3 separate regions of the Homo sapiens genome follow, and all the other regions are linked to region 3. Evidence: chromatin loops called from intact Hi-C (ENCODE). Cell type or tissue: endothelial cell of umbilical vein. All regions are shown on one strand. Each heading gives the region's core, and the rest is flanking DNA. Links, peaks and the distances in the headings are about the cores only. Region 1 has its middle 22 kb from the start of FREM3. Region 2 overlaps LOC101927636 (a long non-coding RNA gene). Region 3 overlaps SMARCA5 (SNF2 related chromatin remodeling ATPase 5).

Region 1 (10,145 bases), core at 1,684-6,683, 160 kb after region 3:
GTTTAATTAGATCCCATTTGTCAATTTTGGCTTTTGTTGCCATTGCTTTTGGTGTTTTAGACATGAAGTCCTTGCCCATGCCTATGTCCTGAATGGTATTGCCTAGGTTTTCTTCTAGGGTTTTTATGGTTTTAGGTCTAACGTTTAAGTCTTTAATCCATCTTGAATTAATTTTTGTATAAGGTGTAAGGAAGGGATCCAGTTTCACCTGTCTACATATGGCTAGCCAGTTTTCCCAGCTCCATTTATTAAATAGGGAATCCTTTCCCCATTGCTTGTTTTTCTCAGGTTTGTCAAAGATCAGATAGTTGTAGATATGCGGCGTTATTTCTGAGGGCTCTGTTCTGTTCCATTGATCTATATCTCTGTTTTGGTACCAGGACCATGCTGTTTTGGTTACTGTAGCCTTGTAGTATAGTTTGAAGTCAGGTAGGAGACCGCTAGCAAGACTAACAAAGAAAGAAAGAGAGAAGAATCAAATACACGCAATAAAAAATGATAAAGGGGATATCACCACCGATCCCACAGAAATACAAACTACCATCAGAGAATACTACAAACACCTCTACGCAAATAAACTAGAAAATCTAGAAGAAATGGATAAATTCCTCGACACATATACTCTCCCAAGACTAAACCAGGAAGAAGTTGAATCTCTGAATAGACCAATAACAGGATCTGAAATTGTGGCAATAATCAACAGCTTAACAACCAAAAAGAGTCCAGGACCAGATGGATTCACAGCCGAATTCTACCAGAGGTACAAGGAGGAACTGGTACATTCCTTCTGAAACTATTCCAATCAATAGAAAAAGAGGGAATCCTCCCTAACTCATTTTTTGAGGCCAGCATCATCCTGATACCAAAGCCTGGCAGAGACACAACCAAAAAAGAGAATTTTAGATCAATATCCTTGATGAACATCGATGCAAAAATCCTCAATAAAATACTGGCAAACAGAATCCAGCAGCACATCAAAAAGCTTATCCACCATGATCAAGTGGGCTTCATCCCTGGGATGCAAGGCTGGTTCAATATACGCAAATCAATAAACGTGATCCAGCATATAAACAGAATCAAAGACAAAAACCACATGATTATCTCAATAGATGCAGAAAAGGCCTTTGACAAAATTCAACAACGCTTCATGCTAAAAACTCTCAATAAATTAGATATTGATGGGACATATCTCAAAATAATAAGAGCTGTCTATGACAAACCCACAGCCAATATCATACTGAATGGGCAAAAACTGGAAGCATTCCCTTTGAAAACTGGCACAAGACAGGGATGCCCTCTCTCACCACTCCTATTCAACATAGTGTTGGAAGTTCTGGCCAGGGCAATTAGGCAGGAGAAGGAAATAAAGGGTATTCAATTAGGAAAAGAGGAAGTCAGATTGTCCCTGTTTGCAGCAGACATGATTGTATATCTAGAAAACCCCATTGTCTCAGCCCAGAATCTGCTTAAGCTGATAAGCAACTTCAGCAAAGTCTCAGGATACAAAATCAATGTACAAAAATCACAAGCATTCTTATACAACAATAACAGACAAACAGAGAGCCAAATCATGAGTGAACTCCCATTCACAATTGCTTCAAAGAGAATAAAATACGTAGGAATCCAACTTACAAGGGATGTGAAGGATCTCTTCAAGGAGAACTACAAACCACTGCTCAATGAAATAAAAGAGGATACAAACAAATGGAAGAACATTCCATGCTCATGGGTAGGAAGAATCAATATCGTGAAAATGGCCATACTGCCCAAGGTAATTTATAGATTCAATGCCATCCCCATCAAGCTACCAATGACTTTCTTCACAGAATTGGAAAAAACTACTTTAAAGTTCATATGGAACCAAAAAAGAGCCCGCATCGCCAAGTCAATCCTAAGCCAAAAGAACAAAGCTGGAGGCATCACGCTAAACCTTTCTTTCTTATAAAAATATCTCTCACTTACTTTTTGTCATGAAAACTTTCAAGCATGCAGAAATGTAGAGAGAACAGTATAATGAACACTGATATCTGCAACACTTGGATATCACAATTATTAATGTTTTGCCATATTTGCTGAAGTATTCTGAGGAAACCATATAATATCACCTCACTTTATGTTCACATATCACAGCCTGCATTTCCCGAAGTAAAGACTCCTTCTTTCACAATTACACCACCACCACCACCACTGCACCAAAACCCCCAACAAACAAAAAAACAGTAAACAAAACCAAAAACCCTATAATGCCATTGAATGCAGTCTTTATTTATATTTTTCCAATTTTTTCAAAATGTCTTTTGTAACTGTTTTGTTTGGAATCCAATCAAGAACTAATCATTGTGTTTGATTGTTATGCCTTTTAAGTCTCTTATAAACTCTGGTCTAGGATCTGAATTTTAGAAAAGGGGAATTGAGGAGGTTGAACTGGGACCTTTGATAAGTCTGCTAAGCCCAAGTAGGATCCCAATAAGGAAGTGTTGGGACCGTGAGACCTGGGATAGGAGCATCAGGGTAGATGTGGGGGAGAAAAGATTCCCCCAAATCCTCTGGGCCTGCAGAAGCCACCTGCATCTTTTGCTAGAGGATAGCAACCAAGTCTCAACTGAGGTAGCTGTCTCATAAGATAATATTTGTCCTTCTCAAGATTCGTCCTCCTACCTATCCTCCTGACTTCCAGACCAGTAACTAGAGTCAAGTATCAGCATGGCTCTCCTAGGAAAGTGACTGCAATGCCAAGGGAGAAAGGAATGACCCACAGAAGATCTGTGACCTGACTGACATATACTGGAAAACACTGAAGAACATGCCTGAAAATAGATCTTGAGGGTGCTGGACTGGGGCATGGAGACATAATGTAAGGCTGAACAGGGATCAATTTATTAATGCAGGCCACTGTCCAATAATTTAGGATGGAATGCTCTGGCAAGGGCATCTAGAGACATTCATATACTGCTAGGATGGTTCCTAAACTTGGAAGAAAAGACAGCCCATGTTAGGTGAAGTGGAGCTGCCATAATTCCCTTGGCTAAGAATTGAGAGAGGGCAAAAAAAGGCTTATAGAAATAGAAATGTTTGACTGAATCTTTTCTATAAGACCTGAGAATCTATCAGATGACTACATTCTTCAGAGTGGTCCAGAAGACACTCTCTTCACTAAGATGTTAAGAAATTTTCTGGTAACATTTAGATCCCTGGCATCATTTAGAAACTCAGAAATAGTTGTCCTTTGTAGGTTATGGCTGTTAGTAGGATTTTCTGTTATGGAATTTGAATGTTTTTTAGTGTATCAAAAATGATAGGATTTCAGAGAAGAAGAGGGCAAATGATAACACTGAATCATCAGAGGCAAAATGGAACTAAGTGTTGGATGGCTTGAGTCAGAATGGGAGCCCGGGAGCTCTGACCTGTAGAAATACATGTTAATTGCTAATAGAGCATAATATCCTAGGGGCATTTGGAAAAGGTATTATTTACTATATATAATCAAAGATAACAGAATGGATGAATGTAAGCAAAATGTCAGCTACCCTAGTGGGTTTTAATAAATGAGCCAGTTATCAGACATGAAGTTCATTGAATGAGTGGCTGCATCCCCTGGAAGAAGGATGCTACAATATCACAGCAAATATGTAGAAGAGCAGTTCCCCTAGTATTTCCCCCAAAGGGATCTATGGTCTCTTTTCCAGCAACTGTGCACCAACTGGGCACTAGATGTTCTGAGAGTTGCTGGATTAGGGTCAGATCAGGGTCTGAGCTCACACTGCTACCAAGGGACCTAAGACACTAATATGACTCCCTTTTCGAATAGAGGAATGTAGAGTTCAGCTGATCAATTGGACATGGAATGGACATGTTTGGCAGCTGGAAGAACTCTAATTTTGATTCATTGACTCATAAAATAAAGGTTATCATTATAGTAAAAGACTGAGTGAAAGCTGCTAAAACTGACTTCCCTTTGCCCCACAGCCTTGAAACTGCCAAGACAGGAAAACAGTCCACCAAATGGTGGAAGTGTGAATCACCTCACCATCATTCACAGTGTCCCCTTTGGAGGAATTTTTGCTTTCTGTTTCAATAGCTTTAGGTTGTATGGATGGAGAGATTTGGTTCCCAGAGAGGAGAGTCAATAAGAATCCTACCAAGCCTAAAGTTCCAGTTATTATTTAGTCATTTTGGTCACTTCGTGCTGACAATTTATTTCACTCATCATGAGAGGTATAACTGCTGTTACAATAATTGCTTGGCATTTTGCAATTTGTGGGATCCACAGGGGCATCTCTTGGTACTCTTATACTTAAATTTAATTGTGAATGGACAATTAGGCAACCACTACCTGATGAGACTATGAGAACCATCAACCCCACAAAGATGAAGGCCAAAGTCACCCCATCAGAAGAACAACTGATGACAGCAGAAGTCTACCCAATGATGAGGAAATGTAGAGTTGGTGGTGTCTTAGTCCATTTTGTGCTGCCATAACAAAATACCTGAGACTGAGTAATTTATAAAGAACAGAGATTTATTTCTTACAGTTCTAGAGGCTGAGAAGTTCAAGGCCAAAGAGTCCATATCTGGTGAGGGACTTCACGCTGCATCATCCCATGGTGGAAGGTGCAAGAGCAAACAAGTGAGTCAGAGTGCCAGAGAGAGAGAGAGAGAGAGAGAGAGAGAGAGAGTGAGACAAAGAATGGGAGGGAGATGAACTCATTCTTTTACCAGGAACCTACTCCCATGATAACTAACCCACTCCCGAGATGAGGGCAGAGCCCTCATGACCTCATCATATTTGAAAAGTTACACCTCTCCACACTGTTGCATTGCGAATTATGTTTCCAACACATGAACTTTGAGGGGCCCATTCAAAGCAGGTAGTATAATTAATTTTTGCCTCAAAGCCAATCATAGCAGTGTGGACTGTAGTTTGTTCTAGTAATCTTTCTCTTCTAATTTTTCTCAAAAGAAATTATGTCTTTTTGTGAACAATGCAATTGGGTAAACTGAAATAGAGTGCATTTGAGAAGTTCATGGAGTGGACCATAGCAAATAAAGTCCATTCTCTGTTCAGATGCTTTGGATAGCTGTTTTACCATTTCTGTGCATATTTCAGGTTTAGCATACTCCTCTCTTGCTCCCCAGAAGACTGACTTGAGCTATGTAGTCCACTTTATTTCATATCCTTCAGACAGCCAGAAATGCCTCGAAATGTGTCACCCACCAACCCTTCACTGGCAGTCATTAGTGAATGACTGATAGGTATAGGAGTATTAAGTCTCAGCTCTCTTACCTGAGAGCTCTGAGACACAAGTCAGATTCTAGAGAAAGGTTTCTTGACCTTGGCACTATTGACATTTTGGACTTGATAGTTTCCTCTTGTGAGGGGCTATACATTGTAGCATGGTTAGTAGCATTTCTAACCTCTACCCCGTAGATGCTGATAGCACCTTCACAATTGTGACAATCAAACAATATCTCCAGGCATTGCCCAATGTTCCCTGGGGGTCAAGATCACCCCTGTTGAGAAACACTTCTCTAGAGTTTTCTGACAGATCAGGCTGAAGCTACTTTCTGTAGGACTTTGCTGACTTTACACCTTTGGTTGGCTTTTTCACTTTTCTTTCTTCCAACTCTCCTACTGGCTTTCTCTGAAAACATGTCCTTAATGAATCACTTGCACAAGAATCCTCATTTTAGGGACTACTTCCAAAGCACTCAACCCAAAACAGCATTTATACTTAAATGGTCCAGATTTAGCTATATAAATGAAATGACAAAACCATAAACTGTTTTTGTAAAAAATTATAAAAATGTGTAATTGTGACCCTGTTGTAGGCAAGGTTTTCTTAGACAAGATGCAAAAATAATTATCTGCAAAAGAAGTGACTGACAAATTTTAGCAAAGTGATATTAAGAACCTCTGTGAATATAAGAAGCCATTGTAGGGCAGGGCACGGTGGCTCCTGCCTGTAGTCCCAGCACTTTGGGAAGCTGAGGCAGGAGAATTGCTTGAGGCCACGAATTGAAGACCAGCCTGGTCAACATAGTGAGACCCCGTTTCTACAAAAAAATTAAAAAATTAGCCAGGCATGGTGGTGTGCTCCTGTAGTCCCAGCTACTCGGTAAGCTGAGGTGGGAAGATTGCTTGAGCCCAGGGGTTCCGGGCTGCAGTGAGCTATGAGTGTGCCACTGCACTCCAGTCTGGGAAACTGAGTGAGACTATCACACACAAACAAAAAAAAAGAAAGAAAGAAAATAAGCCATTATAAAGAGAGGGAGAAAAGACAAGCCACAGAATGTATGAAGATATATATAAAACATATATAGCCAATCTATGTTGTATGTTCATAAATATATATTGTACATATACTTAGAGTATATAAGGAATGTTTATAAATTGACAAGGACAAGACAGATATTCCAATAGAAAAATGGGCAAAGGACTCAAGTAGGCACTTTATGAGAATCTAATTTCAAATAGTCAATGGTCATACAAAAAGATGTTCAGTATCACTAATCATAAGGAAATGGAAAATTCATATGTATTTTGATACATTAAGCACCAACCAGATTAACAATTTAAAGAGTCTGACAACTTTTTAAAAAATAAGTGTTGGTGAGGGTGTGAAGCAATACAAATTCTTAGACACTGCAAGTGGGAGTATAAATTGGTAAAATCACTTGGCATAATCTGCTAGAACACACATATTCTGCCATCTTCCAATTTCTTTACTAGTTACGTGTACTCGAGAAATCCATACACAAATGCACCAGAATACTTAAATGAATATGTTCATTGTAGTATTCTATTAACAAGTCAAGCTGGAAATGACCCGATGTCCTCAACAGTACAAATGAATAAGTTAATTACAAAAATGTGCCTATATATAACAAACATAAGGAAAAAACAAAAGAATATCACTTATAAAAGAATACATATAAAATGATTTTATTTATATACATAGTATAGTTTTAAAATAGACAAAATCAAACTATATTGTTTATGAAAAGTATATTGGTGGTAAACTACTAAAGAAAAATAAAAAAAATTTCATAAAAGTCAGCAGAGTGAAAGAAGAAATATCAAAAGAAGAAAGGAAGAAAAGAAGAAGGGAAGGGGATTTGATCAAGGATGGGCACATGGGGCTTCTGGGCTGGACACTTTCTATTTTTTGACATAGTGGTTCATTTTATAATTATTTTAAAAATCTTAACTTTCATGTGCATTTTTCTCACAATAAAGGGTTTAAAAGAAATCTAATATTTTACTCTTTGTCCACAGTTTTTTACATGACCGACTTTCTCATCTCCTTTCCCTTGTGTCTGATTTCAACTTCACCTCAGTCCTTTGATTCCTTTAGCTTTTTTTTCAAAGCCACCAACCTTGTCCTGACTACTTCCTTCCCCATAGAGACCCCCTGATACATCACATTTGTCATTTGTGTTAGCACTTTGAGCTCCTTTGGTCCTTTGCCTTCTGCATTTGCTCAGCAAGCTGCCAAGCAGGGATTGCTCGGTCACGTCCTTCCCACAGGCACTAGACTGTAAGTGATATGGGGGTGAGTACCCATTGAAACAGATTCATAAATGAAATTATTCATGTTATGTAGTCTAAATTAAGCTGTCATTCTCTTTGGAATCAATTTCATGGGCCCAGTTTGCTTTCTCTTCCAATCTCTTTTTTTTTTTTATTATTATACTTTAAGTTTTAGGGTACATGTGCACATTGTGCAGGTTAGTTACATATGTATACATGTGCCATGCTGGTGCGCTGCACCCACTAACTCGTCATCTAGCATTAGGTATATCTCCCAATGCTATCCCTCCCCCCTCCCCCCACCCCACCACAGTCCCCAGAGTGTGATATTCCCTTTCCTGTGTCCATGTGATCTCATTGTTCAATTCCCACCTATGAGTGAGAATATGCGGTGTTTGGTTTTTTGTTCTTGCGATAGTTTACTGAGAATGATGATTCCCAATTTCATCCATGGGCCCAGTTTGCTTTCTCTTCCAATCTCTTCCAATCTCTTAAGTGACCGTGACTTTATCACTTACCTTAAGTTCCTTGTCAGGCTTTTGCTGAGTTTCATATTCTTTTTATAAATGTCCCACTGGACATCTTTGACTGAAAATCCCATGAAAACCTCAAATTCAACATATCCATGCTGAAGTCATCATCTCCCTCTGCCTTGGAGAATTTGCTCCCTCCATTATGTTCCCTGGAGTACACACTCCCTAGGAATCTCAGCTAGATGCCCAGGACTCTCTAGGAGTCCCTCTTCCTTAATACCACCAATTCTTTATCATGTCTGTCTACATATTCAGTAGACTATATCTCATATTTCTTCTTCTTCTCTTGCTTCTCTGGCACTGCCTTAATCCAATCGACCATGATGTCTCAATTAGATAATTGAAGAACAGTCTATACAAACTTCCTCTCTTCAGTCTCAGACTGTCCAGCCCAGCCACTGCATGGAAATTACTCATGCAATTATGTGGCTTAATATCCTTTAGGAGCCCCCCAAACTTACAAAGAAAACCCAGCTTGGTAGACTCAGTATATGTTTCCAGAATCAGAACATGGCATCCTGACTATCTCTTCGGTAGTACTGTCTTCCATTTACTGATTGGTTTAGCCAACTGACATTCTTGCTATTATTACATTGTGCCTACATGCCCTCACACATTCTTTCTCTGTTTCATAGTGAGTGTATGTTCATCCTTCAAACCTTAGCTAAAGCCCTTTTCTCATCTATGAATTCTCCTCATCTCACCTTGTCTTATTTAACCATTCCGTTTTCTACCCTACTGTGGATTGCACATTAATCTACTGAAGCATTTATCACATCATGCAGTATGTATATATGCCTATCTCACATCAGGCACAGGCATGGGTTTTAAAGCTTTATATATTTGGAATTACCATAAAACTGGTCACTTTAACAATGGTTTCATGAACAGTGCTTTACTTTTAAATTTTAAGGGTAAGGAAACTTGCTTTGAGATGAGTGCTGAGTGGGAATACGAAAGGGATTAGGTTTCGGGAATACACAGTAAAATGATCACAACATTTTTATAAAAATGTTAAAAAATTTTTTAACACCCCCTAAAATAAAAACAAGCCTTCCCATTGGCTTTTTCATGGCTGTCATTGAAATGAATGGAGGATACAGAGCATTTGTGCTGCAACAGTGAATGAAAGGTCTAGATCCCAAGAGACAGATAAAAATCTACAGCGTTTCAAAAAAGTTCCTTTATTTTTGTGTCCAATTTGTAGAAGAAATTGCTAGGTGATTACTCAACTCATTCTCTTCCCCTGGGCATTTTGGCCATTTTAGCCCACTTCTCTGCCATCAGATATGACCACATGACTCAGTTCCACCAATAGCTTGTGAATGGAAGTGATATGCACTACACCATGGCTAAGTTAACAGATCCTGTCAAAACAATCTTTCATGCTCTCTTCCACTTCTAGATGGTAGGAATATAACTGACTCTTGTGGCAACCTTGGAAACCTGGTATTGAAGAAAAGACCACAAAATGGAAAGAAATCTATGTCCCTGACACTGCATGGAGAAAAGCTACCTGACCAAAAATATACAAATTGGACTCTTTTGTGAGCAATAAATAAACTTTTATTGTGTTAAGCACTGAATGATGGGGTTAGATTGTTAAATCAATTAAGTGTCACTCTAATGTATACAGAAAAATATTTCTTTTCTCAAATATTTGTGGGCCAGTTTCTTTCGTTTGAATTATTTTGTATGTCAGGTAGAATTGGACCACATCTTCCAGCTCTACTGTCTTCACAGGAAAAACAAAAAGAGTTTCATCTACAGTCAAGCTCTTCTGTGGACACAATATTTCACTTTTTTGCTTTGCCATCCAATATAGTTTGTCCTTGTTTGAATGGTTTGGACAGATGCACCTACTTGTCCACTCTCCTGACCTTGGGAAAGGGAAGAACAGAGTCCAGGGAAAGCCGCTTTTTAGTGAAAGAGATGATGCAGAAGTTGCACACAGCACTGCCTCTCATATTTTATTGACTTGAACCTGGTTACATGGAAACAGAAGTAGGAAAGGTTGCTAAATTGTAGACCTGTGACTGTCTCCAATTACTAAAAGGAAGAAAGAGAAAATGGATACTGGA
Region 2 (10,145 bases), core at 3,051-8,050, 420 kb after region 3:
TTAAAACCTCATGTACTTTGTCACTCTAGCTTTATATTGCAGACTCCCTTACTGTATTGTCTGGACTTACTTCTGCCCACCACATTGCTTACTCTGTAGGCTCCAGGGGTGAATGCCAGGGATGAGGTAAAATTTTGGTTATATATATGACTGACTTTTTACAAAGATGAAATTAAAATTATTTCTTTAGGGCCATGTAATGTCACCCAAATCATGTTGGTCAAAGAGTACAAACTTTCACTTACAAGATGAGTAAGTTCTGGGAATCTAATATGCAGCATGATGACAATAGTTAATAATACTGTACAGATGTTCCTTGACTTACAATGGAGTTATGTTCCAACAGACTCAACGTAAGCTGAAAATATTGTAACTCAGGGGTGTCCCATCTTTTGGCTTCCCTGGGCCACGCTGGAAGGATTGTCTTGGGTCACACATAAAATACACTAGCACTAACGAAAGCTGATGAGCTAAGAAAAATCACACAAAAGAATCTCATAATGTTTTAAGAAAATTTACAAATTTGTGTTGGGCCTCATTCAAAGCCATACTGGGCTGCATGTTGCCCATGGGCCATGGTTTTGACAAGCTTGTTGTAACTTACAAATGTATTTAATACGCCTAGGCTACAGAATATCATAGGTTAGCCTAGCCTACTTTAAATAAGCTCAGAACGCTTATATTGGCGTACTTGGGCAAAATCACCTAACACAAAGCCTATTTAGTAATAAAGTGCTGAATATCTCATGTAATTTATTGAATACTGTACTGAAAGTGAAAAACAGAATGGTTATATGAGTACTTAAAATGCAGTTTCTACTGACTGACTTTTACACAATCTTAAAATTGAAAAATTTTAAGTAGAGAACTCTCTGTATTGTATCCTTGAAATCTGCTAAAAGAGCAGGCCTTAAAAGTTCTCACTACACGCCCAGGTAACTATGTGAAGTGATGGAGGTGTTGACTAACTTGATATCACTTCACAATATTTACGTATATCAAAGCATTGTAACTCAATTGCAGATTCAGTCACTCGATGCTTGCCGAGTCCAGTTTACAAGAGTGAGGTCTGATATAAAGAAAGTGACTTTTTAATCCAAAGCTTAGCTTGTGGAAAGAAGTCCAGGCTCTTGCCTTTAAAGGCACTGCTTCACTTTTGGGGCAGAAAGCCAGAGCTTTTAAAGGGGAACTTGGCATGAATGACAGGCAGGGAAGGAGCAGTTGGGGGTCTAGGTGACTTGGTTTGTTGCCTTATCTACCCAGTGGTTGAGCTAGTGCTAGACTGTAAGGTGGCTGTGGTCTGGAGATACTCTCCAGATGGGATAGAGTTTCCTGTGGGCAAACTTTAGGTTGTAAATTGACTCTTGTCTCTAGAGGCAATCTTCTGGTGGGAGAGATTTCTGGCTCTGGGGCTTCTAGGTATGCACACAGTTAGATGAGCTTGTCCTGTAGGGAGTGTCTGGTGAAGGGAAGGTAGAGGTTCTAATTGCATTTCTAAAGAGTTAAGTAGGAAGTGGGGAACGGGGCAGAGGAAGAAAGAGAAAAAAACAAAAAAAAAATTTAAAAAATAACTCGTTCTCTTTCTCTTAGGGAAATGGCAGTTCTGGGTTACAGCATCCCATTGTACACAAAACTTGTCTAACCCACGGCCCATGAGCTGCATGAAGCCCAGGAAGGCTTTGACTGTGGCTCAACACATTCAAAGAAAGTTTGTAAACTTTCTTTAAACATTATGAGATTATTTTGCAGTTTTTGTTTTAAGCTCATCAGCTGTCATTAGTGTTAGTGTATTTTATGTGTGGTCCAAAACAGTTCTTCCTGTGTGGCCCAGGGAAGCCAGAAGATTGGACACCCTTGTTGTACACCTTAAATACAGAGTTTTGTGTTTCAATTTTCCCTCAGTTAAGCTGGGAAAAAAATGGCCATACCCAAAAATTACACATAAAATAGTTGGGTCAAATTTCTATTTTAATCTTGAATATCTTTCTTTTACAATAAACTTCTCTCACATGATTTTTTAATAGTTTCAGAGTGTTTCATTTTATGGATATTTCAGAACTCAATAAGTTTCTATTTATTTATTTGGACACTGTGGTAGCGTCTAATTTTTGCTAAATCTTGGTGCACATTCTTAAATTTCAAAGCTGGACTTACTGAGTCTAGTGGGTCTTAAGACATATTGTTATCTGCCTCTCAAGAAGGTTTTGACTCACTTCAAATGAAGTCAAACATCTTCACCATGTATTTAACATTCAAATATTTTGTATGTGTGATTGTTCTCTTAGCTTATTTTTTGAGTTTTCACTGAGTTAGAACAATTCCTTGGTTTACTATAAAAAGAGAAAAAATTCATTATGAGCCAAATGGATTTTGAGAAATACATTCTGAGTTTTCTCTTTACAGAGGTTTTTGTTTTGTTTTTGCCTAGAGCATAGGGTTAACTGGACTAATTTACACTTTTCCATTAGCTTTATCTTATTCAGGATAATATGAGCCAGTTTTCTTAACCCTAACAGGGCATATTTCTGTTTTTTCTTAACTCGTTCTTTTTCTAGTGTATTGCTAAGTTTTCCAATTTAGTTCTTGCCTTAAAAATGACGTTGTCTAACATTATACTTGTAAAATACTGGAAAAAGTTTTTGTCATTCTTGCTGCAGGCAGTCAACAACTCAAGGTAACCCCTAGGTTAGCTGGAAATACATCTTGATTGGTACAGACTCCGGTTTCTAAGTGAATAAGCCGAGAACACACTGAGTGCCTGACGATGTGACATGCTATCATGTCACATGAAACTATCAGAACTTGCTGGGGTTCCAGATTCTGCACTAGAAATTCCTCCCAGTCGAGGGCTTTTTTTCCCTCCTGTGAAAAATAAACCAGAAGAAAGGAGAAGATGTATTTTTGTAATTTAGTTTCATGATTTTAAGGACCAAATCTCAGCTTTATTTCTCTAGAATAGGAAATAGAGATATCGTTGTCATCTTATGTTTTTTCTCACTTGATCTGATCTATGATCTGTTGAAACTTGATCATCTGTTCTTGCAAGTGAGGTTTTGTTGCTACATTTCTGAACTTCAAAATTAGAAAAATAATATCCTGAAGCTTCTAATACTTACAGTTGAGCTGACTTTATATTCTGTTTACACCTACCATTTTACATAAATCTTTATGCCTTTTATTTAGAAGACAACATAAAAATTAAAAGAGAAAAAATATCCCCCATATTCATAATACCTCTCTATGGACTATTCTTTTGTGGGATAAGGTAGGTGGGAGAATGGAAGAGTAGCAGACCCATTAGAATACAAAACATGTAAGTAACTATTATTTTTAAATTGGGGCCACTTGGACACCAAGATATTATTGCCTTTTTAAGAGATGTGTGTTCTAGAGAACTGATTTCCTTAAATCATTTCTGTTTCCAAGTTTCTACTCACAAATGTACTAGTGTCCTAAAGGGCATGAAGGAGATATATATATATATGTATGTAGAACAGTGATACACTAAATATGAATAGTAATATAGTAAATCACTGTTCTTCAAAATATGTATAAACAGAGATATAGTAAATCACTGTTCTTTTATAAACTGGGTCCCTATTCTATTTTTTATCCCCATAATAATATATTTTATAACTTCTGTTTAGAATATTGGCAGATAATAGAACTTGATTTTCTGATTTTCAATTTAAACACTTATCAATCAAATACATAAGTACTTGTACAGGGTAGAGAAAAGTTAATCCTTTATATTATCTACGTATCTCTGAAAGACAAGAAAGTTTCTGTACATTTACAGACTACAAATACAGAAGTTAAAGCAAATGCCTTCTAGCTGGCATAATATTAGGAAAAAAGCAGACTAAAGTATTATAAATTGGTAACAGAAGATATGTAAAGTAAAGACATGATCACCTAGATAGTATAAATCAATTTTCTATTCTTGTGCTGAAGCCTAGACCCCACATGGCAGCCTGATGTAATTCCATTACCATGCTTAATTACTTGGCACTTGTATAGCCTTTTTATTTTTGTGTTACTGTTATTCCTGGTAAATCATTCAGAAGAAATAAATTTTCTTGCCACTCAAAATTAACTAGTATGGTGCATTGCTGCCCCACCCCCCAAAAGATGAGTTGACAGCTACTGGGCATTAATCTAGCCATTTTTTGATAACAGAGTATCTCTTTGCACATAGTTATGAGAGTTATAAACATTCCAAATGTAATTATCTCAGTCCTTTACAACTTGGAAGTCTAATTAAAGAAAGTTTAAGATACTATAAATCTTAAGGAATTAGGTTTATAATGTGGAACCCAGTCAGAGTTTGGGATTACATTGGAAAGTGAGTATATTGAAAAGGATTGCAGAAACATTTCTCTCAGCCAGAATTTAATTGCTCAGAAAACTGAATTTCAGTAAAATAGATGAAAAGTGGTAGGCAGAGAGACTCAGACCTATGACTGCTGAAGAAAGAGCTAATTCCATATCCCTTTTTCTAGATGCCCTGGAATACACTTGTGTCAGTGACAAATGCTGCTTTGCTGTGCTACATCGAGTACAAGGTAGTGATAAGACATGACTGGGAAGCAGTTACCAGAGACAAGCGAGGATAGGGCTTTGACTGCATCCTCTGCTGGTGGCTTCTGTAGTTATGCATAAAATTTATTCTGACCTGTTTACTTTTATAGCCTGTCTTTACTTTGTTTCTTTTAATATTATGCATGTTTAGGCTATGCTTTTTCTTTAAATATGTGAGCAAATCTATTGGTGTAATGTACTCATTACCCTAAAACCTATATTATAATGGACCTGAAGACCATAAGGTAGAAGATCAGAAGAAAAAGAAAATGCATACATTTTTATCTTTAAAACAATTCACTTTTAAGAGTATTTTCTTGAAAGGTATACCTTTGATGGAGCTGAATCTAGTTGCTTCAGGCAGATACAATAGGATACAATAGGATAGGACTTCTTGGGTAAAAAAGGTGTAGTAATCTGTGAGACTCACCGGAAGGAGAAAGGCAATTATGCATTAATTTGGCTGAGGCCAGGGTAGTAAGCAGATTCATTATAAATTCTGACAGCAGAGGAATACTTGAGAAATGCTTATAGTTAGATCATCTATTTTTCCAAGCAATATTCTTCATGTCATTCCACCTTGCAAAAACTTTGTGGAATAGAATAGGCATATGAAGAGCAATGAATAGACTTTGCATTAGATTGGTAATCTTGCTACTAGTACATTAATTTACTTGTATTACTGATATTTTAAGATAGGATTTTTACAGATGTTTATATATTTTTTAAAAGCCTATTTTTTTCTTTACCCACTTTCTCAATTTTTTTAACCTCGAAAACTTTTTCCTCCCTAAGAGAAATACATGGGCTATCTTCAGCACAGAACACAAACTCTGCCTTCTTTTCTCAAGTCCAGTGATTCAAGTTTGACACACCACACCACGGTGGATGTGCCTTGTCATGACACATCTTCTCAGCAGCACTAGAAGATACATCCAAAGTCCTGTGAGCAAGGTAAGCCTTGTAGCAACCCTTTGATGTCTTTGAAAAATGCAAAAATGCTCACCGATCAGGAGCAAAGGGGCCAAAGGAGAGGTATTTCCCCCTCACATGTAGTTTTTATTTTTTTAGCGTATTTTTTGTTTTTCTCTAAATCAAACTCAGACTTACTCTGTTTACACTGAAATATACTGCACAGTGCCATAGGTGTAATCAGACCCAGATCTCAACAATGTGTATGATTCCATACCCAGTATAAATAAGGGTTTAATATCAACTCCATCTCTGAGTGAGAATGAATAGCTCTGAAAAGTCAATTCTTCGTATTTTTCTTTTACATTTGGCCTTGTAATAGCTGTTTTATGTCATTTCCTTTGAGAGCTCTGATACCAAGTTGGAATAGTCCATTATATCCTAGCTCTCAGTCTTTACTGAAAGTTACATGAAAGAAGAGGCCTTTGCCTGCAATTCAGAATTCTAAATTACCAGCCTTTCTTAATTTCAGGTTGCCCCTCCTGGACATGTTGTAAACTCATGCATGGGCTTTTGAGTTAGAAAAATTTGTGTTTGGAACTTTTCTCAGCTCTTGGCTTTTGACCTGGCCAGGTTACTTTTAAAGCCACATCTTCTTTTATTTTATTTTAATTATTTGTCATCTTAAGAATGGGGATAATGAAAGTACCAGCCTCACTGAGTTATGTTATTTGAATGATATAGCCTAAGTGATGAACCTAGCTTAGGGTCTGTTACCTGGGATGATGGTCAGTGGAAAGCCAAGATTTTTTGTGATTTTGTTTATATGCTGCTAGCATATAAAGGAGTGTCTCAAGTCCCATCACAGCTTTCAAAGCTCGTCTTCCTTTTGTCTGAGCAAACACTGAGAAAAGTCTGACAGTCAATGAACTTTAGTACTGAGATGTGCTTAGGAGGTATGGTCGTTGTTAGGTTTGATAATTATCAAAGAGAGTGATTCACTTCTTAGAACCCTGACCTGCAGCTCTAAGGTCCTAAAAGACTGACCATTACCAACAGACACTGCCCTCTAGTGTGCTTGTCTAATTATATGTTAACTATAATTAGCACTTTAAATCTGATAATTACTACCTAAGAAAGTATATTACCTGGTGCAGAGCCTGGCAGAGAGGAAGTGTGCGTTGAATATATGCTCATGGTTTATTGAGTAAATCCAGATCTTTCCTTGGTACTGGGTTAGAACTCTGGGAGCATACCTTTACGGACTTAGCAATCTGGAAACAGCTGGATATCCTTTGGGGTGATCTGGAACAGTTTGTCATTCTTCATTTCTACTAACATTTATTAGGCTTATGTGTAAGCTCTAGAGTTGGCACTCGTAACTTCATTTAATCCTCACACTAGTCCTTTGAGGAACATATTATTCCTATTTTTCAGATAAGAAATTTGAGACTTAAGCAATAAAGTGACTCACTAATAGCAATAATACTAGTAGCAGCTAAGTTGACTATACTGTGTGAACCTGTGTCACACCTTAGCTGCTATCTGGATAGTAGCATGCCTTGCCTAGCATGGATTTGGGGTACTAAACTCTGTACATTCGGTTGTCCCCAAGATCCTTCCTTGAGAGCATATTATTTAGACCTATTCTTATTTTTAGGCTTGGGCCTTGTTGTGGACTAAGTGTCTGTGGCTCCCCACAAAATGTATATATTGAAGCCCTACCCCATGATGTGGCTGTATTTGGAGATGTAGCCTCTAAGGAAGTAACTGAAGTTAAAAGAGGTGATAAGGGTAGAGACCTGATCCAACAGGATAATGTCATTATAAGAAGAGACACCAGAGAGCTTACCCCCTCTCTTTCTACCATGCAAGGACACAGCGAGAAGATGGCTGTCTACAAGCCAGGAAGAGAGTCCTCACCAGAACCAAACCCTGCTGGACTTTGATCTTGGACTTCCCAGCCTCTAAAACTGTGAAGACATAAATTTCTGTTGTTAAACCCACACAGGTCTGTGGTATCTGTTTATTATGGCAGCCCAGTAAGACTAAGACAGGCCATCACAAGACATGAATGTTTTGGACCTTCTCTTGGGCCCTAGTAAACAGAAATCAGGTACGCAAAAGGGGTAAGCATATAATTTCCTTTATTTTTATTTTTAATGTGTAAGCCTTAGGTTTTTATTTATTTATTTGGTGAAGACAATCACATTGTGTACGTACAATGTAATTATATTGTTGACGAGAAGTTACTTAAAATTTTTTAAAAATTCTAATCGATTTCTAGATGTCCAAATGAGAAGATAGCATTTATATACCATCAGAACATAAAATAATTCAAAAAAATAAATTTATAAAACAATATGTATTATATTGAGAGAAAGAGAGGGAGAGAGTATTGGAAGAATATATGCAAATACAATGTGATAATGTGATGTCTTTGTGAGAATGCTATATGTCATTTTCTTTGTTTATATGAATTTTTACAATTTTTACCTTTGAAATATAAAAAAGAGAGAATAAAAGTCATTGAAAAAATCAAAAGTAACTATTTTCATAGGTGAGTAAGTATACATCTTTAACAGAACAGCAAAGAGTCGATGAATGTTCAGAGATATTATATAAGTAACAGATAAGAAGTGTCCTGATCTATGGTATTCATTCTCAGTTGCAAATATATATGCAAAAAACCCCACAAATGAAACCAAAACAACTCAGAATTCTCATGAATGTTGCATAAGTAAATATATTATTTGGAATAAATTTAAATAAGCTACATACAGGATGTCTTTTAGTTGGGTTGCTGAGGTGCCCCATTTTGCTTTTCTGATCGGTATTGTAGAAGAGCTTTAGTTTTGTGGAGTCACTCTCCAGGGAATTATTAGGGTGATGTACTGAGAGATAGAACAGTGGATTTGGAGTCAGTAGACCTGGATGGAACTCATTTATCAGGTGTGTCATTGAAAAAGTCATTGAAGCTCTCAGAGCTTTAGTCTCCTCATTAGTGAAACTAGCATAACAATTCTATGTCCTTTACATGGTTTCATCAGCATCAAACTAAATGAAATAATATGTGCAAAGCTTTGTGACCCAGAGCACTTTATGCTAATGCTAGCCATCATTATTCTGAAGATGACTATTATAATCGAAGTTATATAAATTAAAGAAATGTGACAAAAGTTGTTCCGCTGAAAATGTTAACTCTTGCTGCTATAGTCCTAATTGTGCTGGTGCAAATCCCTTTAAATATTCTTAATTTCTGGTCTGATCTTAATTAATGGATACCAATGTAGGGTACTCTGGATTTTTGGCAGACAGTAAAACCTGGGGTTCAGGAACAGCAATGTAAACAGGCTATATGTTTGCAAGTCCCAACTTTCATTTATTTGATATTTGTCATGAAAATCTATATAGTGCTTTCAGTGTTCCAAGTCCTGTGGTTACAGCAGCAAGTAAAACAAAATTCCTGCCCCACCGGAGCTTACAATCTAATGGGAGGAGGGAGAGGGCCAATAATACAGTAGAAAATGAATATATAATAGGTCAGTAATGAATATGTGATATATGAGTATGTGATAGAGCAATAAATGTAGTAAGTGCTATGGAGAAAAAATAAAGCAGAATAAAGGAAAAGTTCTGTAGGTCAGATGTGCAGGCAGCAGAATCTGAGATGGAGATTGAAGTCAGGAAGTTCATTCAAAGTCTTCTGAGGAAGGAAGTAGGGTTGGGTAGAGAGAGAAGATGGGTTCCAAAGCAGGCACAGTTGGGCCTCTGCCGACTCCATGGGGAACTGGAAAGCAGGGATGGGCCTTCCGATTGCCTTGACTTGGGGTATGGAGGCCAGGCCTTTATATTCCTGCAATGACCAGAAATTGGATGCAAGTTGTCCTTTGGGAAGGGGACTGTGACCTTGGTGACATGACTTTCCTCTGCTGAGGGCAATTCCCAGAGAGGGCTGACAGTAGTGAGCTTCCAGCCAGTAGCACTGTGTTCATTACAGGTGTGTGTGTGTGTGTGTGTGTGTGTGTGTGTGTGTGTCTGGGAGACAGGAGGTGAGATTGCTTTTTTTAAAGGATAATGAAGGGAGCCTCTCTGAAAACAATTTGGGAGTAAATGTGAAGGACATGAGGGAGGAACCTCATGAAATCTGGGGGATAGCAAGTAGATAGATATCTGGGGGAGAATATTTCTGAGGAAGATACTTTTGAACTTCTTTGGATTTTTTCATATGGATTATCTATATGAGTAATGTCTATGCTCATCTACTGCTTTTCCAGTTGTGCTTATCATGGTAGTAGTGATAATAGTAATAACAACAATAATGTCATTTTTACCATGTAATTGCAAGCTTTGCTTTAGGAACTGATGTAAATCTTTCATCAGATCTTACTAGAGAATTAATTAGCTAATTAGTTAATTTACTTATTCATTCAGTCACACAGTGAGTGTTTATAAATGCCCACTGTATGTCAGTTACTATGTGAAGTGCAATGAACACCATGGTGAGCAGGACGAGTTAGTCCCTGAGTTTGAAACCATTAAGGTGGGGAGACTGACAAATGAAATAGGCAATTAAAAATACAGTGTAAACAGTGGTCCAGTGTAGTTAAACAAGGTAAGGAAGGTGCAGCAGGGAAACACTAAGCCAAAGA
Region 3 (10,145 bases), core at 3,034-8,033:
TTTATAACGTCATTATTAACATTAACATTTTTTATTCTGTAAGTAAAATAAGTAGGTAAGATTATTTGGAGGCTTTATAGTTTGCTTTGAAAGATTTATATAGCCTGGGGGAAAAGTCTCATACCTATTACTTTGTAGTAGTTGTTATTACTAAAGTGTTATAATGTGTCTGCAACTATATTTCATGTTTATATTAGTCTTGTGAAAAGTAATCCTTCTGTCTGTTTGTAGACACAGAAACGTAAAATGGATGGCGCACCTGATGGTCGAGGAAGAAAAAAGAAGCTGAAACTATGAATATGTTTTTGTTTCATAATCACTAACTTTAAACCAGTAGTTCTTTAATTTACGGGTCTTCATAAGATGTACTGTACAATGCTCAATTGTTATGTCATTTAAAGACATCAGGTTCATCTGTTTACTGAGCTAGAAACATAGTATGTAGTTTCACTTTTTTAAATGCAACAGCTGTGCTGAAATTTTTTTATCATTAACACTTGAAGTAATAAAATAGGCTTCATTTATTACTAAGTGTTTCATTTGATTTATTTTTCTATTGTAGTTCCATTTGTGAAGATTGTGACTTTTTGTTTATTAGCTATAATTTCTACACTTGTAAGGCTTAAAAACAAGTTAAAAAGAAAATTGCAAATAACATTTGTCCCTTTCAGTCTTCACCTAGTTGTGTAATTATTTTAATTCACTTTGCCTTTGCAGAAATTTGGGTATTTTCTTTGTAGTGCTATTGAGTCTCATCTGGAAAGATTATATAAATTGCATTCTCCTTGCTTATGTGGGTAGAATGGGAAAAGAAGGCAAGACAAAGTATACTTAAATTCTATGCATATTTCTGTTATGCTTTCTGTTTTTTTTAGTTGATTCTGAAATGAATATGCCCTATTCTTTTGAAAGAATGGCCTTTTAGTTGTATAGCCAAAGACATTTAGTATTTTCCGGTTCCTTAAGGTATTACTGTACCATTTTGTAAAAGGAATATTATTATTATTATTTTTAATTATTTGGTAAATATTTTGTCATATGACCTTCTGAAGCAGCCACAACTTAGATAATGTCAGAACTAAGGTGATTTTTTTTTTTTAATTTTGAAAGCCCAGCCAAAATGAGGTGTGAATTTGTCATACTGTTACATTGAAATTGGTAACAAAATATATCCCCTCCCATTTGGACTTTTAGGGTAAATGAAAATTTTATTGTATTTTAAAGTAGTTTCTAAGTGTTAGCAAGACTGACTATAATTCCAGTTTCTGTTTTCTATGGACAGACCTGATAAACTGGAGACCCTAAAGCAGGAATACCCAAATTATAGTGTCAGGATTTTAGCTGTACCAGAGGCCTTTATGTGCTACACATAATTTGTATAAAATTTTATATGTGCAGATTGGGTACATAAACAGTTCTCCATTTTTCTAAGGGAATGCAATAAATGTAGCATCGTGAATAAATATAACTTTTATAATCCGTAAAGTGGTCTTTTCTTTCCATTTCTTTAATTGTTTTCTCAATTTTTATTCACTTTTTCCTTTAGGACACATTTCCCTTAATTGGATATCTTTCCCTTAAATTTCTATTAGTAGTTGTTTTCATCTGCCCACATGTAATTGAAGATTTAAAAAAAAAATTTTGATACCTGCAGTATTACTAATACTGCTTAATTTCTTGAAATGTGGAATTGCTGCTGTTAATGTCAAGCAAAACGCAGTATTTATGGCAAATTGTAAAGTAATTTGAATTTAGTGCTACCTCAAAATTAACTTTTTAAATACTATGTTAGATTCTTAACAGTTAAAGGTCTAATACATGCATGAGGAATGGTTACTTATGAAAGGAAAAAGAATTTGTAAGAGTTATCACCTCAGTTTGGAAGAAATTGAAAAAATGTAAGGCTGAAGAAAACTTACGGAGGTCACAAAAGTGATGTTTTCAAGAGGAGGAGAAACTGGGAGGGAGATACACAGTGGAAATGCAAAATGAATCAAGTATAGTGGTAGCCCTGAGAGCTTAGGGACTCAAATGGAAACTGTGTGAAGGGAAACTCACTTGAAAAAAAAGCATGAACCAGCTAGGCCCTGCCACCACTGTGTTTGGCCAAGTTCACAAATCTGTTTTAACCTGTCACTTCCCTGTCACTTCTCTGGCTTTCCTCTCCCGCTAAGCTTTTGTTTCCTGGCAGTAATTAAAATCTTCTGTCAGTGCCACAGCTACTACTGCTACTGGAACTGCCTTAACCACTACTGCTACTGGAACTGCCTTAGCCACCTTGGTATCGTGGTTTGGCAAAGTATTGGCCTCTACCACCATAGGGCCCAGAGCTTCTGCCTCCAAAGTTTCCTCCCTTCATGGGTCCAAAATTTGAAGACTGATTGTTGTCATTGCCAAAATCATTGTAGCTTTTACCACCTCCAAAATTGCTTCAATCATTACCAAATCTATTATAGCAATCCCCACTGCCACCATATCCATCACCACCACCATGGCTGCCACCAAAGCCACCACGATCACAGAACTTGATGACTGTATTTGTGACTAATTGTATAATAGTTTCTGTTCTGTGGAAAGTAAAGCATTCCAACACAGGGTTTCAGTGTAGATTGTTTTGTTTTGTACCCATGCTGTTGATTGCTAAATGTTTTAATAATCTGATCATGATACTGAATAAATGTCTTTTTTTTTTTTTAACAACAAAGCATGAAAGATTGCTTAATTGTACATCTGACAAAGTGCTGGAGGCTATTATAAAGTGTAATTATTACTACTTTTAAGAGACAGGGTCTTGCTCTGTCACCCAGGCTGGAGTGCAGTGGTGCAATCACAGCTCACTGCAACCTCAAACTTCAGGGCTCAAGTGATCCTCCCACCTCAGCTTCCCAAGTAGCTAGGACTACAGATACCACGCCCAGCTAAGTTTTTTTAGTTTTTGTAGAGATAGGGCCTTGCTATGTTGCCCAGTCCGGTCTCAAACGCCGACTTCAGGCAATCCTCTTGCGTCAACCTCTCAAAGTGCTGGGATTACATGTGTAAGCCTACATTCCAAAGTGCTGGGATCATAGTTGTGAGCCTACACCACACCTGGCCTACATTTTGTTTTTCATAAAGTTGAGAGAAGCAAATCCTAAGCATAGAGTACAAGTTGAGCATCCCTAATCAAAAAATCTAAAATCAGAAATGCTCCATAATTTGAATGCTCATTAGGGCATTTCTGATTTTTGGATTAGGGATGCTGAACTGATAAGTATAATGCAAGTATTCTAAAGTCTGGAAAATGCTAAAAACACTTCTGGTTCCAGGCATTTCAGATAAGGATTGCTCCATCTGCCCTTTGAGTATTTAATATATGCCGATTGTTTGAACTAATCTGGATTTAATTATATAAATGATTATATAAATGATCTTTGGCTTAGTACCTTTCTTAATCTCGATCTTAAAAAGCATTGTAAAACACCCCTGTGGTTTTTCAGAAAAATTCTGAGTAAAAAATAAATTTCATCTTGTTCTATCCCTTTGAATCTAAAAAACAAATCTTTTTGAAAGGATGTGCTACTATATTTCAAACCAGTAGTTTTGGAGTAGAACATTGCTAAAAAAATGGGTACTAAGGAGGGTAATTTAAACAAAGTAGATTAATGACACAAGGTGGATTGATGAACTCATAAATCCAAATGAATGGAATGCTAGAAGACATGTATTAACGGAGTAGCTGTTACCAAAATATATACATATTTTGTATATGTACATAGCTGTTACCAAAATGTATCTTTGCCTGTTGGAATCTGATGTCAAGATCAAAGGTGAGGGCATCCCTCAGATGACAGATAATGGGCAAAATACATTCTTGGTGTGGAGCAGTGCTGCAGAATTAACTTCGCTGTGTACATCCCAGAATCGTTTTGGATCTGTTAAGGTTTTTATTAGAATGATTAAATAGGCTTTTGCAGCATTAACTTTACAGTAGTTACCAGAAAAGACTATGCTACAAGAACCAAAATTGAAGTAAGAAGAAAAAGACTGAAATGATATGATTCTAAATGAAAAAAATGAAGAAGTGGAATAGTTTCTCCACAGGCATAAGAGGCAAAGCATTGTTTCAGAAGTGGACTGGCACCTCACCTGAGATACTCAAGACTGGCAACATGGGTCTACATTCTTTGTTACCACAGATTCCCTTGTGTCCGGAGAGATTCCCTAGCTCTAATGACAGCTTTTTTGGGGGGTAATGAGGCTATGAGAAGATTGAGGATCTAGGTACTTGCCTTTAACTCTACAGCATACAAGGTGTGTGGCTCTTATCTCTAGGACACCAATATTTAATGTTGCATATCATGTATCTCCAGTACAAGAAGAAAGTTTATCAGAATTTAGTTAATGTTGGAAACTTTGTAATATAAACAATGTAAACACTACATTGACAAAAATATTTTATTAATACAAAGAATATGCATATAGTTTGCTTACTACAGAAATTCTTGTTTTTGATGTAGACAACCCAAAGGAGTTTTTATGTATATAGATTGTGAATAAATTGGGAAAAGAAATAGAGATAAGTAGAGATTATTTCACTTCATTAAACTTTTGAAGTCCTAATTTAGTTCATGTGATTATTTGTAAACTTTTCTTTATTAGTCTTCCTCAATCATTGAAGAACCCAGGATTCAAATACAATACTTAATGGAAACACTTTTTCATCCCAAACTAAATCCTGCCCTGAAAGCCGAATTCACTATGAAATCTGAGATGAAACTCCAAGGCTATTATGCTGGCCAGTGGAAGGTTGGTTCACCCCTCTTGAGGTGACATTAGGGTGGTCTGCAGACATCACTGGAGTGGACAAAGAGATGCCTGGGTGGTTGGGGAAAGGACAGATCATAGACAACAGTAGCCTCTTTCTAGAGCTCAGTTGCAATAAATACCACAGTTACTCATCAGACACATTGGCAGTTCTACTTATTCCCATGTTTCAAAACTAGAGAATTCTAGCAAGGACTAAGCACTGCTTCTGTAGACCATCGGTATTTCTCCATGGCTGTTTGAATTTTTGTCAAAGCTTCTGTGTCTCATGCACACTAGTGACTTTTGAGACAGAGTCTTGCTCTGTCACCCAGGTTGGAGTGCAGTGGTGCGATCTAGGCTCACTGCAACCTCTGCCACCCAGGTTCAAGCAATTCTCCTGGCTCAGCCTTCCGGATAGCTGGGACTACAGGCATGCACCACACCTGGCTAATTACTGTATTTTTAGTAGAGACAGGGTTTCACCATATTGGCCAGGCTGGTCTCGAACTCCTGGCCTCAAATGATCTGCCTGCCTCCGCCTCCCAAATGTTGAGATTACAGGTGTGAGCCACTGCATCTGGCCTGATGCAGATTGATAATTTCTTGAGTGAGGCAGTGCTGTTGCCTAGTAGCAAGGCTTAGCTGGGTGAGACATTACTAGCTGCCTTCAGAAGCGGATCTCTGCCCTGAAGTTTACCAGCCTGCTTTCCTTGATGCCCATGCTGGCTGGGTGTAGGGATCCTGAGTGGAGGGAAAAAGAAGAATAGATGATACAGATTTGCTGTGCAAAGGCGGAGTTCTTACTGGCTCTTCCTCACAAACAGGCTGGTGATTAGCTGACTTTCAGATTCCCTTCTGGGAGGTGGCAAGGGGCCATCTGGTCATCCTAGCTTTGCAAGGAGTAACTTTTTTTTTTTTCATTTTATATGCCCTTTAATCCCAGTAGATGGATAGGTTTGCTTTCTTAGTATGCTTTCCAGTTGTAGAAAGGTCTTTTCTCTGGGTATTGGCTTTCCCCCAGCCTCCTATTTTTTGCGCTCCCCCTCCTCCCCAGCCACCTCTTTCCCTGGGAGCCAACTTGATAAAAGTAATGGCACAAGTCTTGCAGAATACTCCTACCAATCTAAATGCTGCAGACGCCACAGTGCTTTTTTCTCACCCTTAATAGTCGTAAGATAAGTTAGAGGGAGCTCCTTCAAGAGTACGCTGAGTTTAGTTTCTTCACAGCAGGAACTAATCTTTAAAAAAAATTATCATTGGGCTCCTTATTGTAACTGGACAGTACTGGAACTGGGTGGGTGCTTGATAAGAGAATGAATAGTTTAGGTAGTTACAATGAAACCACAGGCACCTGTAGAGGTCTCCCCAGGCTCACCTTGACGCTCTGATTGGCGGCTGCAGACCCCATCCGCGAGATGGCAGTGTTAGGAACAAAGGTGAGCTGCCCACTGCAGGTCAAACGCTGCCGGCTACCAGCTGCAGCTGGGAGTGAAAGACTAGAATACAGAAAGGCGCAGGCAGTCACGTAGGACTAGGCCGGGTTTAACACCCGAACAGTGGTGCTAGAAGGTCAGAGTCTTCTACGTACATGTTGGAAACATCCTTGATTGTCTAGCACCAAGACTTTTAAACACAGGGGGACAAATCATCACTTTGGGTATTTGTAATTGTTCGTCAGTTCAAATCTCTTGGTTTTAAAAAAATACTTTCCCTCTGCGCGACTGGCGCGTCACGTCGCGCGCGACCAGTCCGCAGGGCTCCTCCCGCGCTGCTGATAGGCCCGCAGACGGCGGCCCAGCAGAGGAGCGGAAAGCATGGTCCGGGGGGCGGCGGACGCCTGGTAGGCGCTCGGGCCGTTGTTGTGGGGCTGCGCGCTGGCGCTGCAGGGCGGGATGCTGTACCCAAGAGAGAGGCCGTCGCGGGAGCGGAAGAAGCTGGACCGCCTCTGGAGCTTCCGCGCCGACTTCTTCGACAAACTGTGCCTTGGCTTCTAGGAGTAGTGGTATCGGCGTCTGCTGCGAGAGTCGGGCTCCACCATGGACATACCGGTTCCCTCCAGCTTCAACGACGTTGGCCAGGACTGGCGGCTGCGGCATTTTGTAGACCAGATGTGGTACGAACGGGAGGTGACCTTCCTGGAGCAATGGACCCAGGACCTGCACACAAGAGTGGTACTGAGGATTGTCAGTGCCCACTCCTATGCCATCGTGTGGGTGAATGGGGTCGACGCGCTAGAGCATGAGGGATCTACCTCCCCTTTGACACCGACATCAGTAGCCTGTTCCAGGTGGGGCCCCTGCCCTCCCGCCTCCGCATCACTATCACCATCGGCAACATGCTCATCTCCTCCACCCTGCCACCAGGGAGCATCCTCGACATGGCCGACACCTCCACGTGGGTACCATCCTGCTTCCACCGCAGACACCCACCTTCCTGTCCCACCCCGTGGGGCATTACATTAGGGTAATTACATTAGGTAAGTCACATATCAGTGACTTACAAATTTTGTAAGTAATTAAGAAATTTTCAATAAGTGTGGAGCTGAATATTTACATGAGCCCTTCAAAAACTGATAGTTAATGGAATAAATGAAAATAACAGGAGAGACTTTGTTGAAAGAAGACAAAATAGTCAAGGAAGTGATAGAGGATACAAAAGAAAGATGAAAACTTACATTCATTTAATGTCTAACCGTGTGCCAAAAGACAATATTATTATTTAGTTTTCATAACCACAACATTTGGTGGATATGATTGCTTCCATTATATAGGTTAGGAAAGTAAAGCTTAGGGGTTTGTGAACCCACTAGTTTAAAGTTGTGTAGCCAATAGGTGGTTGAGTGAGAATTCAAAACTGGAACAGATTTGCTTGATCCAGAATGGTATAACTTTATTGTCCATGCATTGTCTTCTACATTTTACTGCCTGTAAAGTGGGAGTCAGTTATGGGAGGAGACCCAGAATGTCACAGGTTTTGAAAGCTGCTGTGGAAAATTTGGAAGGAGGCATTGGATTTAATGACTGATACAGGTCAGTGCAGATTGACCTTGGAGAGAACAGTTTTCTTCAGTGGCATGGTAGTGTTCAAAACAGGATCTGATGGTAAAGAAAATGTAGAACCAGTGTGTGTAGACTCCTTGATGGAAAAGTTTATTTGTAAAATATCAGAGGAAAATTATAATATAGATTTGTCCATTCAAACCCCAAAGTCCAGATTCTTACTGCAATATTTGATGTAGCCAATATACAGCAGTTGAGTTCAATTTTGGCCCCTGTTTATGTGTATGCTAAAGAAAAATAACAATCCTAAGCCTATGCCACTTAAACAAGAGGATGTGATTATACTATGAAACACTTGTGACCATAGGAATATAGCAGTGCTAAGGCAAAATAGGTCTTAACTTGACTTTTCCTGTCATTTGCTGCCATTGTTTGCCAAAGGTCTAGCACCTATCTTCAGAGGAAAGTCAAGAAATTAGTGCTCAGATGGTGGGATGAATTCCTGAATTATTGTTGGCTCTAGTAGTTTCTTCAGATCAATTTTATAGTTTCTTTAGAACTAGAAAATTAGGTCTCAGAATGGCAGTTGGCCACCCAATGTGTATAATACAATTACTCAACCAGCTGCTTGAAAGCAAGGGGCAACAGAGAAGTCAGCTACTGGCTCAGGCAACAGGAAATTTGATGATACTCCTTGGTCAAATCCTTCATTTAACATACATTTATATAGAACCTTTCTGTATCAGGCACCATTCTAGGTACCACAGATAAAACAATAAAGAGAACTGACAAAACCTCAGCCTTCATGGAGTTTATATGCTAACACATATGCATAAACAAACACATATAAAAATCCAGAAAGTCGTTACTGCTGTGAAGACAAACAACACAGAGTAAGCAGATACTGATGTTGGGTTGTTGCCTTAAGGTGGTCAGCAAAGTTGTTTCCGGGGAAATGACATTTGGATGAAAAACTGAATAATGTAAGAGAGTTAACCATCAAACATCTGTGTGAAGATCTTTAGGAGGAGTGGGGGAACCGCAAGTGCAAAAGCCCTGTGATGGGAAAGTGCTTGTTATGTTTGAAGAACAGCAGTAAGACACCATGGCTGGAGTGTAGTGGGGGAGGGAGAGAGAGGTGGTAAATAATAATGGAGACTTAGTTAGGGCCACATCATGTAAATAGAGCTTTTACAGTCTTGTAGACAAGAAATATGTTTTGATTTTTCCCTAAGTCCACAAAATAGTTTGTGATAGAAAGCCATCGAAAGATTGAAAACAGGGGAGTATTATTTGTAACCTCAGTTGCTGTTCCATGCAGGCATAGGAAAGAATAATGCTTCCTTGCTCCATATCTATTGCTGAAACAGTTCTCCATGATCTCTTTAGTCTGAGGACAAATGACATTTTTCTGGTTACAAGACAGAGGGGATATGCCATCCTAGGCATTGAGATTGGGAAATATCAAGCATGCATGTGACTGCCAAGTATTAAACCCCATTTTCTGATGACCACTAGGGTTCCAGGTATCAGCCCATAAAGTGAGCTTTTTCTGAGAAGAACGAAAGATGGCAGGTAGAAATGATTGAGCTGGTAAAGAAGACTGAGGCTTATTGTTAAGGTCTGGGGCCTAAAAATGTCAGGGTTCAAAGTGATCAATTTGGAAAATAAAGAGATTTGGACCCTCCTCTGAAATCAGGGAGTAGTGAATATGTGGAGTCAGAAAGTAACTGCAAATTCTGGAGAAACTGTGGAAGCAGCATTTTGTAGGAGGGTGGGGGAAACAACACCCTCAACTAGTATTTCTACCTTCTGGTAAATCTATTACTTTAACTTTACCTCTGCCAGTCAATAAAACTTTTTCATGTTTTGGTACATTTAAAAAATACTTTTCCTCTTTCTATTACTTAAATTTCACATTAGAGGTTGATGTGGGCACCCAATGACAGCGTGTACGGGCACATTTTTCTACTGTGTGGTTAACTCTGCTTGGTATCTGACTTGTTAACAGATCTTCTTGCTGGATACATATCTCTAGGAACAGAATTAATCTTTTTTCCATTTTAGAGGCCAGAAAACCCATGAAGAAAGGTAATAAGAAATTTGATTCCTGGTTATATTATAAATTATTGAAGGTAATTCTTCAAGGCAGCCTCTCCCTTCACAAGCCCAGAGGTCTAGGAGGAAAGAATGATTTTGGGAACCAAGCCTGGGGCCCCCCATTACCCTGTACAGAGTCAGGACACTGTTCCCCGAATCCTAGCTGCTTTGGCTCCAGCCTCAGCTCAGAGGGCCCCAGATACTGCTTGGGCAACTGCTCTAGAGGGCACAAGCCATAAGCCTTGTAGGTTTCCACATGGT

Evidence for each region. Hi-C counts contacts between places; a loop is a spot of excess contacts. Peaks named below come from ENCODE experiments on the same cell type or tissue, not always from the same donor. Only the 100,000 strongest peaks of a DNase experiment are listed, where the experiment ranks them.
Region 1: it touches region 3 in a loop (3-fold over the local background); 1 of 110 quality-filtered maps calls a loop at or near these places.
Region 2: it touches region 3 in a loop (28-fold over the local background); 1 of 110 quality-filtered maps calls a loop at or near these places.

The regions. Positions count from the first base shown.
Region 1 is chr4:143,717,510-143,727,654 of GRCh38, forward strand. No RefSeq gene overlaps it. Among named protein-coding and RNA genes, the nearest start is that of FREM3, 22 kb to the left of the region's middle. In endothelial cell of umbilical vein, for the core only: no CTCF peak of the experiment used is centred there; a DNase peak (open chromatin) is centred at 4,012.
Region 2 is chr4:143,974,418-143,984,562 of GRCh38, forward strand. It overlaps LOC101927636 (a long non-coding RNA gene), which reads left to right. Exons shown (of 7, transcript NR_125886.1): 6 at 5,433-5,535; 7 at 7,369-8,037. Among named protein-coding and RNA genes, the nearest start is that of GYPB, 40 kb to the right of the region's middle. In endothelial cell of umbilical vein, for the core only: no CTCF peak of the experiment used is centred there; no DNase peak of the experiment used is centred there.
Region 3 is chr4:143,552,888-143,563,032 of GRCh38, forward strand. It overlaps SMARCA5 (SNF2 related chromatin remodeling ATPase 5), which reads left to right. Exons shown (of 24, transcript NM_003601.4): 24 at 232-4,599. The coding sequence ends at 297. It also overlaps the pseudogene GUSBP5. Among named protein-coding and RNA genes, the nearest start is that of SMARCA5-AS1, 43 kb to the left of the region's middle. RefSeq lists enhancers at 6,327-6,486, 6,497-6,606, 6,737-6,836. In endothelial cell of umbilical vein, for the core only: a CTCF peak has its summit at 6,153 (motif pointing right); a DNase peak (open chromatin) is centred at 6,344; H3K4me3 peaks cover 1,062 bases; H3K27ac peaks cover 430 bases.